Linked DNA regions of Homo sapiens: region 2 is linked to region 1. Evidence: read pairs that join two places in POLR2A ChIA-PET (ENCODE). Cell type or tissue: MCF 10A. All regions are shown on one strand. Links, peaks and the distances in the headings refer to the core of each region. The heading gives the core; the rest is flanking DNA. Region 1 overlaps LNX2 (ligand of numb-protein X 2). Region 2 overlaps LNX2 (ligand of numb-protein X 2).

Region 1 (2,928 bases), core at 178-2,677:
GAAACCATTTAAATAAACATAAACGGACAATCTTAGTGGGTTTTGGCCCTGTGTATACCAGCAGTGTCAGCAGCTCCTAAACCACAAACACAATGAAACCAAAGGGTTTTCTTTCAAAAATCTAAAAAAGGAAGATGCAAGATTTGAAACCAATTTCCAAAATCTATACAAGGCTGCCAGGCCAACAAATAACGGTCAGAGTGACTTTGTTCCTCTGCTCCTTCAACATGGGAACTAGTGCAGAGTGGCTCATGCCCACGGTTGACAGCCCATTTACGGCCACAATCATGTCACCACACCTGGACAAAGAGAGACAGATACAGAATGTTACTATTTTCATGGTATTAAAAATATCCCAATTGAGATTTATGTAGCATGAAAAATGCGGTTTCACTTACCACTGAACTGTCAATGGTTAGGGTGTATAATCTACTTTGTCTGGGACAGCCCTTAAGCCTATGCTGGCTTTCCCTTGCCAATCAAGGAAACCCCTGTGCCGATGACTCCATAACCAGTAGGTGAATGTCAAGGACAAGCAGAGTAATTTTCACACTAATTTAAGCAAAATATAGAGTAAATATGCTCTCTCTTTAAAAAAATACCAAGTCATGCATTTGAAGGGGGTTATTATTTTGACTGCTATTTTTCTATTCATTCTTAGAGCTCATACATCTGAGGGCTGAATTAAATTGGAAATAAGACCCATACTTCCTCTTCTTTCAGCTGTTGACGCTCACTGTACTCTAAGCAGAATTATTATGGATGGATGATGAATTGGAGGACCTTTCCAGCCTTATAATTACCATAATTATCCTTATGGTTTTTGGTCTTCTATTTATACCATAAATATACTATTTTATTGTTAACTACCTCAATTTCTTTTTGGAAGTAGGAGGAATACAAATTATAATTAACAGAGGCCCAGACTGGTTAAGTAACTTAGCTAAGAGAGTGATTAATTCATTTTTCCCTACTCTGTCCTCCTAAAATGATTTTTTTTCATCTTTATCAATATAGGCTGACCTGGAGCATACCACTCCCAATCACCTTTCCATACATTATTTAGATGTCACTTACTCCTTGCAAACAGTGTACATTCTCCATCTGCATAGCATTCTATATAGAATGTCAACATTTACTTTTTAAGAACTGGTTCTTCCTTCGTAAACCAGGTATTAAGAATTTACAATCAACCACCTCCTCTCTGCTGGTGATGATGTCTTGCCATGACACCTTCTCTTTTCTTCTCCCAGTGCCCGGGCTTTGATAAGACGCTGTACACTGAGCGAGGACTTTTGCTCAGTGGTAGAGGCTGGCAGAGGGGTTAAAGTCCAGGGATCTAGAGCCAGATAGTCCTGGGTTTGAATGCCAGCCAACCACTTTCAGCTATTTCATTGTGGGCAAGTTTCTTAACCTTTCCAAGCCTCAGTTATCTTGTTTGTTTTAAAACAGGGATAATAAAGAAACTTACCTCATAGGATTGTTAAAAAGATTACATAATGCATGCACAGCACTTAGCACCGCGCCAGGCATCCTGTAAGCTATTGTACATTCATTCATCAAATATTTATGGAGATCTTACTTTATGCAAGGTATTGTTATGACTGCTAGGGATATAACAATAAATGCAACAAGATCCCTCCCTTATGGAGCTTGCATAAATACGATCTCAGGTAGAGATGAGTGCTATGGAGAAAAATGAAGCAGAGTCATCTAATGACAGGACTGGACCTGAGTAGGCTGTGTGGGAAACTTACTCAGCGCTCAATGTCACATCACAACGTGATGAATGAAATATGTCCAATGAAATAACTCAGGTTCAGTTTCTGTCATCAGATTAATGAAACATAGCTATAAGTGACAAGACAGTAAAGGTAACATTTCAGTCTAGATCGGGATTGGCAAATTTTTTCCGTAAGGGGTCAGATGGTAAATATTTTAGGCTTCAAGACCCATACAGTCTCTGTCATGATGACATCAACTCCGCTGGTGTAGTGTGGGAGCCAGAGAGTACATAAACCAGTAAGTGTAGCTGCACTGCAATGAAACTTTATTTTCAAAAAGATAATGGGCTGGATTTAGTGCTGACCCCTGACCCCTGGTCTAGATCATGTCCAATGTCATCAACATGAATCACATCATTAATTAGAACAAGACTCACTTTAATCTTCCATCATAATAAGCAGGAGTTCCCAAGACAATAGTTTTAATGAAAAAAGGCTGATTGGTGTGGTTCTCTTCATATCCACCAACGATACTAAAGCCCCAACTTCCCAAGTAACTTCTTCGTAAAACTATATCGTGGCAGCTATGAAGTGTGCTATAAACAAACAGAAAAATAAAGAAAAAATTAACATGGAGGCTTTTATAGCCGCTTATTTTTGTTATAACCCCATACCATGTTATATTTACCACTCTTGGAAAAAAGAAAAAGGGCTATTAATAAATAGATTATTTTGACAATCCATCTTCTAGCAGAGACACAGTCCTAGGTAGACTCAAATTTCTCCAACTTTTTTCAGTCTTCCCAAGTGAAGACACACACACACACATACACACACACACACAAGTAGAGAACCTGGTTACAAATTACACCTCAGTAACCTGTACAAAAAGGTCATGTACCTATATCAGCTCACTGCATTGTCAACAAAGTCCTCAATTCTACTAATCACTTTTATCTACAAGAGGAATTACAATGTGGGATGAAAGAGGTCTAGTACTGCCAAGCCCAGCATGCAAATGAAAGAAGAAAAAGATTAGGAACGCAGCTTCCGAAAAGAAGGCAGATAATTATCTCTCTTTTCTAAAGGTCCTATAGGCTTTTAGTCTACATGAGGAGTTATTTGTTATTTTCTCCTTTACTTAGGATGTTTTCATTTTAAGGGAGACTCTAATTGCCAAAATAGAGAAATCAATCTGAAAAAC
Region 2 (2,928 bases), core at 109-2,608, 58 kb after region 1:
CTGACAATCCTCAAAATGAAAGCTATTCTAAGAGTGTCCACTACAAATATTAAAACTGTAAAGGGACAATCTGCAGACTTGATGAACACTGTAAAATGCACAAAGACATTTCCAATTAGCAAACAGATGTGTTAAACAAATAATTTTTAATTAAGCACAACTTGTACTACAAAATTCCCTAATAATCAAGCTTTTTAGCAGAATTAGTGTACCAAATATGTTTTATTTCATGGTTGTGCTATATTTGCTAGACCAAGGCCACCTAGTAAATATCCTATTTTAAGTTATCATGAAGATGCCCAGATTAATTTTTATTGTGTTCAGCATTCCCTTGAAAAAGGATTAAGTAACAAGGTCATGATTTATAGCGAAAAAAAAAAAAAGAGAGAAAAGCTCAAAAAAAAAAAAGGCTCAAATAATCATTTTGTTCACAATTATATCCAACAAAGAAGACCTCTGTTTTCCTTAAGGTTACATTAATTAAGGTGGGATCAGCAAACGAAAGGTGATCAAGTTAAATTTCAAAAAAATTAGCAAAGTAAAACAAATTTTGCACTATTTTAAATCAAGGTACAGAACAGTATGAGTTTTAAAATATCTATGTATTAATATACAGACAGACACATGAGTTTATACACACAAAATATGCCTGGAAGGATATACAAAAAAACTAACAGCAGTCAACTCCAGGCGAACCAGGTAGCTGGGGTGAAGAGCTCACCTCAGGCTTGTTTTTCATGAAGTATCCATCTGAACACATACACTTTCATGTGTATGGAAGTATATTTATGGCAGGAGCAAGGGAGCATGCACAAAAAGAAATAAAGCAGAAATGAGAAAGCAGTCAAGATTGGTTCTTATATACATGATTAAAAAGCAAAGTACAGAAACAAGATCTTCACATCAAAAATAAGAACAATTTTATGGAGCACTAAAAATGAAGTTGCATGCCCAAGACAATGCTTTTTCTTTACTGCTTCATTTCTGTTTCAAAAGTAAATAAGTAAAACACAAATCTAAATATTAATTATCACATTTATCTGCAAAGTTATTTCCTATCATAAAAATGGGAGAAATGTAAATTATTGCTACATTTAAGAATCTTTTTGCAAGACACATTGTTTACACATATTCTATTCAAGCTTATTGAAATGTCCAGTGTTATAATACATTTCTAAGAATCAATTTAACATTCAGCTGTAATCACACCAGCACAGAAATAGACAAATTTGTGTTTTCTTGTATTTACTTCCTCTACTGCTGCTTAAGGGAAATCTACTATGGCATTCCTGGTTTCTAAAAACGCACCACAACGTCAACTGATGAGTCATGGGTCACACTCCAAGTTCTTATGTACCAAAGAAATCAGGGCACTAAAGTCTTACACACCAATTTTAAAGACTGCCTAATAAGCTCGGTTACAAACCAAGAGTTCTTTATAAGGTAACACAGATGACAGTTTTTAAACAAGGCGTGAAAAACTTCAAAATAAAACTGCAAATTCCACAAAGAGTGATAGAATTATTTACTCTTTTTCAGACTCCTAATAACTGGTAGGGTTTTGTTTTTCTTAATTGAGAACATACAAACATAAAGCACTGTTGAAATACTGACAGGTACAAACTCAAGTTTGTAAAAACTCAACAAACTCCTAGCTTCCTGAAAGTCCAAATTATCTGAGAAATAATTTTCTATATGCCTTGTTTTGACTCTTAATTATTTCCAGTTTTCACTATTTAACCATTTCACTGACTGGGAAACCTCCAGGAGAGGGTACAAAAGGGCAGGAAGCAAAGATGACACCATTTGATTCCTTTGGGCATTATTAGTTAAATTTCCGTGGTGAAGAGACAAATAGCTAAAATGAAACCTGGAGATCAGCTGTAGATTCTAGTAACCAGCATAACAGACCATTGAGATTTAATCACATCATCTAATTTTCCTCCTAGCATCCATCATTATCCTCTCCATTAATTGCTTACCTATTTGCTGTTGTTTCTCTTCCTGCCCCACAGCATGTAAACTCCATGAGAACAGAGATCCCACCTGTCTTGCTCATTGCTATAGTCTCACCATGTAGAACAGTGCCAGGCACATAACAGGCATTCAATAAACACCCAGTGGGAAAAGAAGACATATATGTATTCAGTTATCTTAGGACCTGCAGTCATGAAAAGGCTAAAATTTATGTTTGCTTGAAACTATTCTTTACTCGTAACTGCTAATAAATTTTTATTTTGCCTTGTCACAACTCTATGCTTTTGTCATCTAAATATGTTATCAAAATAGAGTAATCATACTGAAATTATAATCTAGACTAGATTTCTGAGAACAAGAACTTCTATAATTCACTTTTCTATCCCAAATATCTAGAATGGTACACAGCACAGAATAGGCATTCAAATATTTGTTGGAAAATATTATTTTAAAAGAATTATAACTGGTGGGATTAGTAATGTTTATTCTCTTTGCATAGTTTATGATTTCCTGCATTTTCTACATTAAGCATGTATTAATTTTAAAAATATACACTGCGATTTTAAAAAAGAAAATCAACATGTATCCCTTATATCTTCATGTAGTTTATAATGTATACAATAAGGTAAATCAAACAGATGTGCTGCTTAATCCCCAAGAGTAACCAAACAGAAAAACATTCTTTAAAATTGAGATATTGCTAAATTTTAAATTAAATTTAAAATATTACTTTTAAGAATATTAAGCTTTATTGTCCAGAAAGATATCCTTCCATAAATCCTAGTGTACTTAGAGAGCAATTTCTTTGAGTTTTTTGTTTTGTTTTGTTTTGGTGGGGGGCCAAAGTCTTGTTCTGTCATCCAGGCTGGAGTGCAGTGGTACGATCTTGGCTCACTGCAACCTCTGCCTCCCAGGTTCAAGCGATTCTCTTGCCTCAGCCTCCAGAGTAGC

What was found. ChIA-PET counts read pairs that join two places held together with the same protein. Peaks named below come from ENCODE experiments on the same cell type or tissue, not always from the same donor. Only the 100,000 strongest peaks of a DNase experiment are listed, where the experiment ranks them.
Region 2: POLR2A ChIA-PET joins it to region 1 with 5 read pairs; 3 of 35 experiments call an interaction of 5 or more read pairs at or near these places.

The regions. Positions count from the first base shown.
Region 1 is chr13:27,548,172-27,551,099 of GRCh38, forward strand. LNX2 (ligand of numb-protein X 2) reads right to left here. Exons shown (of 10, transcript NM_153371.4): 9 at 2,162-2,320; 10 at 1-299. The coding sequence ends at 164. Among named protein-coding and RNA genes, the nearest start is that of LNX2, 71 kb to the right of the region's middle. In MCF 10A, for the core only: no CTCF peak of the experiment used is centred there; a DNase peak (open chromatin) is centred at 1,600.
Region 2 is chr13:27,606,009-27,608,936 of GRCh38, forward strand. All of the region lies in intron 1 of LNX2 (ligand of numb-protein X 2), which reads right to left. Among named protein-coding and RNA genes, the nearest start is that of LNX2, 13 kb to the right of the region's middle. In MCF 10A, for the core only: no CTCF peak of the experiment used is centred there; a DNase peak (open chromatin) is centred at 1,333.